2 separate regions of the Homo sapiens genome follow, and region 1 is linked to region 2. Evidence: chromatin contacts called from ENCODE Hi-C or POLR2A ChIA-PET data. All regions are on one chromosome and are shown on one strand. Each heading gives the region's core, a stretch centred on a gene start or an enhancer-like site at or near the end of the contact. The rest is flanking DNA. Distances are from core to core; before and after follow the strand shown.

Evidence for each region. A loop is a pair of places that touch in the nucleus more often than their neighbours do. ChIA-PET counts read pairs that join two places held with the same protein, here RNA polymerase II (POLR2A). Pooled maps may share reads with other maps.
Region 1: a pooled map shows a loop between it and region 2 (6-fold over the local background). The contact joins two enhancer-like sites. A Hi-C loop is called at or near these places in 6 of 37 single-sample maps with no recorded cell type and 5 of 50 pooled maps. POLR2A ChIA-PET finds 5 or more read pairs at or near these places in 1 of 52 experiments (CD8-positive, alpha-beta T cell).

The regions. Positions count from the first base shown.
Region 1 is chr14:65,498,550-65,504,709 of GRCh38, forward strand. The region is part of intron 2 of FUT8 (fucosyltransferase 8); the gene reads left to right. Among named protein-coding and RNA genes, the nearest start is that of MIR625, 31 kb to the left of the region's middle. RefSeq lists enhancers at 2,942-3,001, 3,032-3,201. Within about 2 kb of position 4,451, at least 2 of the 41 ENCODE cell types and tissues checked have a DNase peak (open chromatin) inside an H3K27ac peak, as active enhancers do.
Region 2 is chr14:65,285,637-65,291,157 of GRCh38, forward strand. No RefSeq gene overlaps it. Among named protein-coding and RNA genes, the nearest start is that of MIR4708, 47 kb to the right of the region's middle. RefSeq lists an enhancer at 1,758-1,997. Within about 2 kb of position 1,660, at least 6 of the 41 ENCODE cell types and tissues checked have a DNase peak (open chromatin) inside an H3K27ac peak, as active enhancers do.

The sequences.
Region 1 (6,160 bases), core at 3,201-5,700, 220 kb after region 2:
TAGTAATGCTCTGCTTTAAATACTCATAGAATATAATTTTGCATATTTTAAACTCAATCTATCTGCCAGTACAACAATGTTATTTATCTCTGAGAATTTTGACTATTCTTTCATGCTATTTAGAATTCAATGAATTGTTAAAACTTCTAGTAGGCTTTTTACTGACAGTCTCTGTCTGACTTCTCCTTTACAAGTTTTCCTCAATATTTTCAGAAGTAACATTTGGGTCTTACTGAAATAGGAATTTTTGGTTCTATAGTAGCAGATGGAAACAGTAGACTTTTTTAGAGGTTGGAAGCAGTGGGATACAGAGAAGGAGAAAAATCAGACTAAATTTATGTCATGCCTCTTTCATTGTGAAAAATAATTATAGCCTCATGTACATTACTTTTCTGAGGGTTGTAGTGGTGGTAATGGTTGTGGAAGTAGTAATAGTTGTAGGGATGAATTAAGGAGGCATTGGGTAAGAACGTGTCTCCCAACATAGGATTTCAGTTACTTCCCAAATATAAATAACAGTGGTTATTACCAAAAATTTTTCTTCAAGCGACAGTGATCTCACTGTATGTTGCCCAGGCTGGCCTGAAACTCCTAGGCTCAAGTGATTCTCCTGCCTCAACCTCCCAAGTTGCTGGGACTACAGACACACACACACACCACCATACCTGGCTGAATTTTTTTTTAACCAGAGAAGAGCACACTAATTTTTTCTTTACCCTTATAGCATTTTCATTACCAGTTATTATACTTTCATTCTGAATGATTTCAGAATGTTTGGGGATGGTGTTGATAAACTAGAATTATTTTGTGGTTAAGTAGAGGCCCTCAAACAGAGTACAGCTCAAGTCTCAGGTTTACCACTTTTTTTTTTAAGTAGTACATGGGGCAAATTATTTAATATCTTATTTTGCCATAACTAATTATTAATAAATATCTACTTTATAGGTGTGTTGATGATTAAATCAATTTGTAAAGAATAATGGGCTGGGTGCAGTGGCTTGTGCCTGTAATCCCAACACTTTGGGAGGCCGAGGTGGGAGGATTACTTGAGCCTAGGAGTTCGAGATAATTCTGAGCAACAAGCGAGGCCTCATATGTATAAAAAATGAAAAACTTAGGCTGGTGCGGTGGTGTGTGCCTGTAGTCTCAGCTACATGGGAGGCTGAGGCAGGAGGATTGCTTGAGTCCATCGAGGTCTATCCAGGCTGCAGTGATCTGTGATTGTACCATTGCACTCCAGCCTGAGCAACACAGCAAGACCCTGTCTCAAAAAAAAAAAAAAAATGCCAGCAAATAGTATGTGTTGAATATTTAGTTATAAGTATTATTCACTCTCTAAAATAGTCTTCTTAGTAAACTCTAATTGACCTTAGGGTAAAAAAATTTTTATATTTAAAAGCTCAGAAAAATTCAGCTTAGTTATTTTTAGGCTGGTGTTTGGTCTCACATACACACTTAACGCCCCTTTCAAACTGTTATGGAACAATGTTTTTCAAACTTTAATGTGCATATGGGATTGTGTAGGGATCATAATAACATGTAGATTCTTATTCAGTAGTTTTGGAATAGGATGAGATGTTACCTTTCCAACAAGCTCCTGTTGGTAATCTGGATGTAGCTCATTCTTATAACACACTTTGAGTAGCACAGTTATGCAGTGTTCCATTAAGTGGTTCTCATTCCTGCTTTCAGTATATTATAAACACTTAGATATTTTTTGTTCTTTATGCCTTGGCTCTGTGTCATACCAGTTAAATTAGAGCTTTGCCTTTGGGGTTCTGGGCATCATCGTCGTCATCATTGTCGTCATCATCATCATCATTTTTTCTTTCGGTAAAAATATCCTGGATCATTCTCTTGTGAAACTAGCATTAAGAGCCACCACTTTAGTTATCTGAAGGAGAGTCATAAGCTAAGAAGCTACATTTTAGGTCTTCTCTTACTTTGTTGTCTTCCATTTTAAGCTCATTTCCTCTGTAGAGATGATGGTGGACAGCTGGTTAGAACTCTTAAACTGGAAGGCAGTTAATATGTTGGCCTGAAGTTTTCTTTTCGCTAGACTAAAAGGTTTGACTGTTGAACCTTTCTTTATGGATCCTATTTCCTATCCCTTTTCATCATTTGTATAGTCTTCTTTGGACTTTCCCTAATTTCTCAATAGTCTCCTTAAAGTGTAATAACCCAAACTAGATACAAAACTGCTGTAACAAAACTGAACAATGGCAGAGGCAGAAGAATATAGATCTAAAAATCTGTGGTTTTCATTAGCGTTGAAAACTTGTATTTGCTTCAGACTTTTTATTGGCCTTTTCTTTATGTTTTTCAGGGTTAAAATGTGTTTTATGCCATGATATTTGTTTCAATATATTCCTTTCTTAGGTTATGCTTCTTCTTTCTTCCTCAACTGTGCTTCTTGTATCCATTTCCCATCTTGCACCTATTTTGGAGGAGAGGCAGTAAATATTTTCTTATGGACTTACCATGTTTGGGAAGACCGTTTTCCAAAGCGATCAAGATCATGTTAAATTTTATTCCATCTAGCCATGATGGCTCAGTTAGGATCAGGTCAGGAAAACAGTCCACACTAAATACTCGAGGCAGGAGGATTTCTTGAGACCAGGAGTTTGAGACCAGCCTGGGTAACATAGTAAGACCTGTCTCTACAGAATTACAAACAAAAACAAAAAATTTCAGCCCAGAAAATTTAATACAGGGAAGGGATTATACAGGTATTGGAGGGCTGAAAAAGCAAACAGGGAACACTGGGGTAACACAGAGACAATATTTGCAGGAATTAGCCACTATTCATATGGTTGAGGGGGAAATAAGAACTTGGAGTTGGGACCTCATAGAATTGGGGTTCAAAACCTCTGGAGGGGGTACTTCCTGACAGCTGTTGGTATGTCTGAGGGGAATTTCTGAGAGTGCCAGAAAAAGCTGGTGGTTATCACTGCTACTGCTGGGGTGGAGGATCTATGCTGGGCAATGCTGACTGGAAAAAGCATGTACTGCATTCTCCCTCTAGTGTCCTTATTGGCAGTGTGAGGAAGCTAGCTGCAGAAGAGAAAAGTAGTTTTCAGAGTTTTATTTTCAGTATTACAAAGATGAGTATTAAAGGGTAGATTTGGATCTGAGAGAAAATAGCTGAATAACCAGTATATATAGCCTTCTCTTCTGGTCAAAGGAGGCCATAGGCCTTTGGTCTCTTGGTCTCTTTTCCTAGCTACTTGGACCCCAGACCCAGATATTCTTAATGCTGAGGGTTTGGAAGGAAAGTTGTTATTATTATTTAAAAAATTAATTTGTTTAGTTAATGTGATGGGGGAGGGGGCATGAGACGGGTCTACTTTGTCTTTTCTTTTCTTTCTTTTTTTTTTTTGAGACAGTGTCTTGCTCTGATGCCCAGGCTGGAATATAGTGGTGTAATCTTGGCTCTCTGTAGTCCCGAGCTCCCAAACTCAAGCAGTCCTCTCACCTCAGCCACCCAAGTAGCTGGGACTACAGGCACCTGCCACCACACCCAGCTAATTTTTGTATTTTTTGTAGAGACGAGGTTTTGCTATGTTGGCCAGGCTGGTCTCGAACTCCTGGCCTCGAGTGATTCACCCATGTTGGCCTCCAAGTGGTCTGGGATTACAGGTGTGAGCCACCATGCCTGGCTGGGTCCACTTATTTATTGTTATTTTTTTTTTTGAGACAGAATCTCACTCTGTCACTCAGGCTGGGGTGCAGTGGTGGGATCTCAGCTCACTGCAATCTCCACCCCCCAGGTTCAAGTGATTCTCCTGCCTCAGCCTCCCGAGTAGCTGGGATTATAGGCACCCACCACCATGCCTGGCTAATTTTTGTCTTTTTAGTAGAGACAGGGTTTCACCATGTTGCCCAGGCTGGTCTCGAACTCCAGACCTCAAGTGATCTGTCCGCCTTAGGCTCCCATAGTGCTGGGATTACAGGTGTGAGCCACCGTGCCCGGCCCGGGTCCACTTATTCTGAGATAATTCTGTTACAGCTTTTTTTGGTAACTTACATTTAATCATTAGATACTCCTTCTTTGCCTCTTGAGGTATTTCTGTTTTTTAAAAGCCCTTATTTAAAATGTAAAATAAATAATGGTAAAAGTAATGATGTTACCCATAAACAAAGTTTTAAAATTGGTTGCTTATTAGCCAAACAGTGGTCTGCAGTGGTAACCAACCTCTGAAAAGATTATGCCTTTTTTACTCATTCAAAAATTCCCCCTCCTGCAGAGCTTCTTCAATTTTAATGTGTATATGAATCAGTTGAGGATCTTGGTAAAATACTGATTCTGATTCAATATGTCCCTGGGTAAGGCCTGAGATTGTGCATTTCTAACAAGCTCCCAGGGGAGGCTGGAGCTACTGGTCCCTAGACCAGACTTTTTTAACTCCCTTCCCTCCCTTGAGAACTACTGGTTTGGCTTAGATCCAGTGTTGGACTTGGATGGTTGAGTGGTGAGTGATCATAAAGTAAGAGTTTCTATTGTAAGCCTGCCCGTCTAGAAATATTTTGAGCAATTTTAGTAGAGCTATTTATAGCTGTTTCTTTCCAGGTAGGATCAGAGAAATATATGCTTCTGAATAGGTTAAATTTTCTTCCATAATATAATGCTGCCCTGAATGCAGAAATGTGCCTATCACTTGTAATTTTCCTGGAAGGCGTGAGACTGCTTGGTAATTGTGTACATATTTAAGGGAAACTGAGTAATGGAGGACAGAATAGAACAATTAACAAATTCATGCATCAGATAACTTGCTTTCATTAAAGCCATTGTTACTCTTATTTATTGATTGTTCCTGATGATAGGACATCTGCAGATTTCAAAAAGTGTGTTTAGTGTGAATTTCATACTGATGGCATTTCTCTGCTTTTGACAGTTTCATATACTTAAACTTGTCATTAAAACACAGCATCTTGCCTTGAGCCAAATGAAACTTTGAATAGAGCCCAAATTTATGAAATTGTTAATTTCTCTTTACATCTAGATTTTACTTTCAGTAATTTCTATCTGCTAACACAAATAGAAAGGTAATCTTTCATTTGGTTGCCATCCTTCAAGAGCCTCTCTCTGCCCTTCCCTCCCTGCCTTCCTGGATCTTTCCTTTTGTCTTTACAGACCTAGATTTTGAAAGGTTCTAGGTTCCTTTTGTCTGTTGATACTATGTGAATGTTATCCTTAAGTTTTTAATTCAGGCTACAACTAGACAGATAATGTGTCTCACAATTAGCTGGGGTGAGAGAGTTAAAATGGAAGTTAAGGATTCAGGGGATTCCTACAGATGGGTGAAGAAAAAAGCTCAATGTTAGGATCCTTAACAAAGCATTTTGATTGGCATATGGAGACCTTTGCGTGAACACAAATGTTCATATTTGAATATTTATAGAAGATAATCTGTCAAAATTACTGTTATTTTAATTTGCCAAGCTTGGCTGATTGCCGCAGTTGGATGTTAGTTGAATTCAAGTTGAAGAGTTGTAAATATGTTCTGGTGTGGGACATGCTTTTTGTCCTTGAAGCTGTTTGAATTTCTTACTTCTCCCACCTACACCCCCTTCTTTAAAACTGCGAGGCTTTTTTGTATTAGTTGAACTTTCATGTTCTTTTTTAGGAAAAAATATTAAAGTAGGATGTTAACTGTATGGATTAAAAATTTTTTTTAACTAAATTTGTTGACATTTGGTGATCAGGAATTGTTTAAATAATTTTAACTATTTGTCCAATCTTTGCTTCAAAGGACCTGTTCCTGGAGACTCAAATGTAGGGATATATATCTTATTTGAATGGTTTTGTGTGGGATATGTTTCACATTAACAGCAAAGAAAATGTAGACTTCTAGATAATTGATGTTTCCCCTTTCTTTTATCTCACTTGAACAGCTAATAATTTTAGTGACCCAGATTCAAGCAATAATACCTGTCTTCATAATTGTCATGTGGTTTTGTCAGCTTCTTATATTCTAGGGGAAGGAAGATAAGACTTTTTTAAATATATTGAAATAACTTGGTTAATAAATACTTTTTTTCTCTTTTTAGAAGCCAGGAACCTGTTCTCTTTCCATAGTGTCTCCTCACTCAGAAAACGTTGTGTTCTCCTGCCTCAGCCTCCTGAATAGCTAGGGTTACAGGCGCCCGCCACCATGCC
Region 2 (5,521 bases), core at 410-2,909:
AAAATTAAAGCTTTTGTTATTATTATGTTTTTTGAAACATGTAGTTGAATATAATTTTTTTTTTTTGAGATGGAGTCTCGCTCTGTCACCCAGGCTGAAGTGCAGTGTGCAATCTCGGCTCACTGCAACCTCCACCTCCTAGGTTCAAGCAATTCTCCTGTCTCAGCCTCCCCAGTAGCTGGGATTACAGGCATGCGCCACCACGCCCGGCTATTTTGTATTTTTAGTGGAGACGCAGTTTCACCATATTGGTCAGGCTGGTCTCGAACTCCTGACCTCAGGTAATCCACCTACCTCGGCCTCCCAAAGTGCTGGGATTACAGGCGTGAGCCAGTGTGCCCGGCCAGTTGAATATAATCTTAACCAATACACACACAATTTTGATAAATGAGTTCTTTGGGGAGAGGACTGGGATTGGACTGTCATAGGTAGGAAATGTTTGCTTTACCTGTATGTTTCAAGTTTGATGTCAGGAATGTAGTCGTGTACTCTTTTGTAATTAAAAATAAATCTGTTTTATAATAAATAAAAGGAAAAAAGAGGGATGGGAACCTGTAGATTCAAGAAGACCTAAGAAATATATCAACTATAATGGATGATTGGATGCAGGAAAAAAACAAAAAGAAATATATCAACCAATTGCAATGTATGAGTCTTATTTGGATCTTGATTTAAACCCCAAATTTTTTAAATGTACAAGATAATCGGGGAAATTTTAATATTAATCAGATATTCTATATTAAGGAATTATTGTTTTTATGAATGCTAACAATATTGTAGTGATGTATTTAGAGTGTTCTTCTCTTTTAGACTCTAAAACATGGTTTTCGACCTTGTCACAATTGTTATTTTGAGCCATGTAGTTCTTTGTCGTGAGGCGCTGGCCTGTGCATTGCAGAATGTTTCGTAGCAGCCCTGTTTCTACCCTGTCTTCCAGTAGCTAGATGCTGGGTGCACACCCCCTCCCCCCAACGTTGTAAAAACAAAAAAAGGTCTCCACATATTGCCAAATGTCCCCTAGGGGGCAAAACTGTCCTGGGCTGAGAATAACAGCTCTAAAATTTAGAGATACTGACTGGACTATGTATGGGCGAAATGATTCGATGACTGGATTTTGCTTCAAAATAATCCAGGTGATGGGGAGGGAGGGCGGTGGGTAAAATGTTCCATGATGGAAAGTTTAACATACATTTAAAATTTTTTAAAGAGTCCATTCGGACTTCTCTTTACATCAATATGGGGAACTTAATATTCTTAAATAGTCTCTCACTATAAGACAGGAATATACTGGATAAAATGCAACAGATGTTCACCTCCTCGGTCCAAGATCTTGTCTCATGTCTTCCACAAGAGCATTAAAATCCAAGGATCTAAGTTCCAAGTATGACTGGGCAAGGCAAGCCCTCCCTCCCAACCCTCCCCGCCAGGCATTCTCGGTGCTGCACCCCGGGCATACTCAGCTAGGAGCTGCTCCTACGTCTTCTTCAGTTGCTTGGTAACCCTAACTCCTGAGATGTCCTCTCAGCTCTGCCCCCTGGGCCTCCTCCTTTCCCAGTCCCCAAGCTTAAGCTAGAGGGGGTGTGCTTGGAGCCAGATTCATTAGGGCCATGCCTTGCCCATCCCTGCGAGGGCCCAGACCATGAGCCTCCTCCTCACTGTTTGCAGCTGCTCTCTACAGAGCACTGAGCAGCCCACGCTTTCACCAGGCTCACACCTGCGCCCGTGTTCTCCACCAGCTGCTTCACTCCAGGCCGTGCTCGGGACAGCCGGGCCTTTCTAGGGCCCACGCGCCCCTGGGCGTCTCCGCTGAGACCGACTTTCACGCCCACCTGGTCTTCCCCAAGACATGGAGCCTTCAAAGGTTTCATCAGAATTCCCTCAGGATGTGGGTTTTGAGTTGTCATCCGAGCCCATCAGGGGCCAGAGTGTAGGTGGGCCCAGGGGCCTCTGAGCTGGAGGCTAATGGGGCTTGAAAGGCCTCTGAGCGGAGCCAGGAACCCGCCCTCTGGGGGCCTGGGAGCCGGGCTGCGCGCTCAGGTCCCAACACGAGGTCTGAGGCGCTCTCTGCTTGCTTCAGGGGCCGCAGAGGGAGGCTGACCATAGCTGCGACACCCCCTCAGTGCTGGACACCGGGCAGGAAGCCTCTCTTGCACCGACTAGACCAGAAGGGCAGACATTTTCCCGACAAGGAAGGGAAGCAAGATTGAGTAAGATAAGCCCGGTTATTTTTATGCAGACATTGTTCCAACCACAACGACTGTTTTCGAAGGTGGGTGGTATTTGTTTGGTGGAAGGATCTTTGAGGTAAGAGGCAGCAGGGTGCTTCAGCACCACCACTTCCTTTACTTTTCTGAGTGTTCCCTTATCAAGCCACCAGTTTGGGTTCTGCTCCATTTTTCTGTCTGGTAAAGAAGTAGAATGAGGTGAAATCTGGCTACCTACTTCCCCTGGGGGGACGGTCATGGCTGCTGGTGAGTTTCAAGTGATTTGAGAACTGTTGGTATACTTAAGTGAGGAGCTCTTTCCCTCCCCTTCATAGAAATGGAATAATGTGCAGGTTCCTAACGGGACTTAGGAGTCGGAGAGCCCTGGGTTCAAATCCCAGAGCCTCCATATTTTGGTTGTGTGAAAAAAAACAGTAGGCAAGGTAGTCAACATGTCTGTGCCTCACCTTCCCCATACATAAAGCCTACTTTTTCATAAGGTTGTTGTGTGGGTATTAAGTCTCAGTAGATGCCTACTTGAAATATTTGGGGGGACAGCTGTGGCCAGGCGCGGTGGCTTATGCCTGTAATCCCAGCACTTTGAGAGGCCGAGGCAGGAGGATCACCTGAGCCCAGGAGTTTGAGACCATCCTGGGCAACATGGTGAAACCCCATCTCTACGAAAAATACAAAAAATTAGCTGGGTGCAGTGATGTTTGCCTGTGGTTCCAGCTACTCTGAAGGCTGAGGAGGGAGGATCACTTGAGCCCAGAAGACAGAGGTTGCCGTGAGCGCCATGACACTCCAGCCTGGGCAACAGAGTCAGACCCCCATCTCAAAAAATAATAATAATAATAATAATGTGGCTGTGCCTATGATCACAGGCGTTATAAACAATAGCTGCAACGTATTGAAAGCCTGCTCTCAGAGATAAAGACTCTTTCCATCCCCAGGCCCTGTTGTCAAGCAACTAAGTAGATTCAGAGAAGGAAGAGAGCTGACTGGCAAAGAGGGAGCAATGGAGAGCCATTTAAGATGTTGGGGCAAGAAAGTCATTTAAATGATCAATTATAGGCACAACGTGACTAATACTATTTGAGGGCGGAGGCCTATTGAGTTCTTAGAGGTGTTTGGGGTTAGGGCTCACCAAAAATGGTGCTCCTAGCCTTTGATTGTGGACACTTGTTTTTGCCTGCCCACCATCCCTCCTCCATCCTGAATATGAAGTGTTCCTTTGGGAACCACCCATCTTCCACTCTCTGTCCATGTAGTTCAAGTGAGGTTGACCTCAGTCCCTGACTCCAGGGGTGGGTGTATGACCCAGGACCGACTAACTGCAGTCATAATAAGTGGTTGAGGAGTAATCCCTTTGTCCAGAGTGAGCCGATGAGAGTCAGCATTAGGACTTCTGCTGAAAGAGGCACCCTTTCTCCACTGGGGTTGCAAAGCTGAGGGGATGTAAGCCATCTTTACCACTGCATGAGTAGAGTCTGCTGGAGAGTAAGGACAACAGAGATAAAAAGCAAATCCAAGAGAAAGATAGATTTCTTGTTGCCCTTGCTGAGCACCTGGAGCTAGCCATTCCTGAAGATGTCAAATATCTATCTATGTGGGCTAACATATATCACCTTCTGAAAGATACTTGAACTGAGTTTCTGTTAGTGGCAACTAAAGGAGTTGTGACTAATTCATCTTTCTATTTATTTTTTATTTTGATGAAAAATTTTCAATTGTTACATTATGGCATAAAAACAGAACTCTGACGTGTTTGACAACATACTTTTGACAGTTTTATCTATTTCTGACAAGGACATGCTGGGAAGTTGTGGGAACATATCTCCTGTGTCCGTCCCCCTCCTTTCGAAGTATATTTTTATTCAGAGATACATAAATGTATGCTAATGATCTTATGATGATGATGATCAGAACTGTGCTCCAAGAAGATTATAGCAACCATGAGTAGGATTAGAGTAGGGAGAGACAAGGGGCAAAAATACCCCTCAGGAAGCCAATATAATAATTCAAATGGTAAGTAGGAAGGATTGTCTCAAGGTGGTAGCTGCAGAAATGGGAAAGAGAGAGGTGGGATCATTGTGGTTTGGCAACAAATTAAAGGGTAAATGAGTGAAAATAAAATGCTTTTATCTACAAGGCCCTACAGAAACTGATTTTCCCCCACCCCTGTTTTATCCCTGATTTATTTCTCATCATTCTTTCCCTGGCCTGGTCTGCCCAGCTACATTGGTCTTTGCATTTACTGTGCCCTCTGCTTGGGACACTCTTACTCCAGAGGTCCCTGGCTCATGTTTTCACTTCCTCAGACCTCTGCCTCACATCAAAAGGATTCCCTTCATTCCCCATCTATTATTGCATCCCCCACCCTAAGCATTCCTTGTATTTGCTTATTAATTTTTCCCCGGGCTGGGCAAAAATTAATTCTAGCACTTTGGTAGCTCCATGCAGGTGGGTCACCTGAACTCAGGAGTTCAAGTCCAGCCTTGAGGCCCAAAGGCAGAGACTGCAGTGAACTGAGATCACACCATCTATTCCAGCCTGGGTGACAGAACAAGAGCCTGTCTCAAAAAAGAAACTTTAAGGAAATATTTTTTTTTTCTTTTTTGAGCGGCGTGTCGCTTTTTTGCGCAGGCTGGAGTACGGTGGCGCGATCTCAGCTCGCTGCAATCTCCAGCTCCTGGGTTCAAGCAATTCTCCTGCCTCAGCCTCCCGAGTAGCTGGGATTACAGGTGTGTGCCACCACACCTGGCTAATTTTTGTATTTTTAATAGAGATGGGGTTTCACCATGTTGGCCAGGCTGGTCTCGAACTCCTGACCTCAAGTGATCCACCCGCCTCAGCCTCCCAAAGTGCTGGGATTATAGATGTGAGCCACTGCACTTGGCCATAAAAATTTTTGAAAAATAATGTTGCTCCACAGTACTTAACTCTCTCTCTGTCTCTCTCTCTCTCTCTCTCTCTCTCTCTCTCTCTCTCTCTATATATATATATATTTTTTTTTTTTTTTTTTCTGTCTCTCTTGACTAAAATGCAAGTTCCGTGAGGGCTCCATGACTCTTGCTCACTGCTGAGTCCCCAGCACCTAGGAACCTGGCACAGAGGAGGTATTCAATGAATATGAGTCAATATTACAAATCTTGAACAACTGAAACAATGCTGTGGCATTGACAAATGCGGAAATACAGGGAAGATGAGTGGGAGCAGGGTTGGTGGGGTGGAGGCGTGAGAGGGTGACTCATTTAGAACCCATGGGATTTGAGGTTAGCTGTGTAAATGACAATAAAGCCTGATGGTTGAAATGC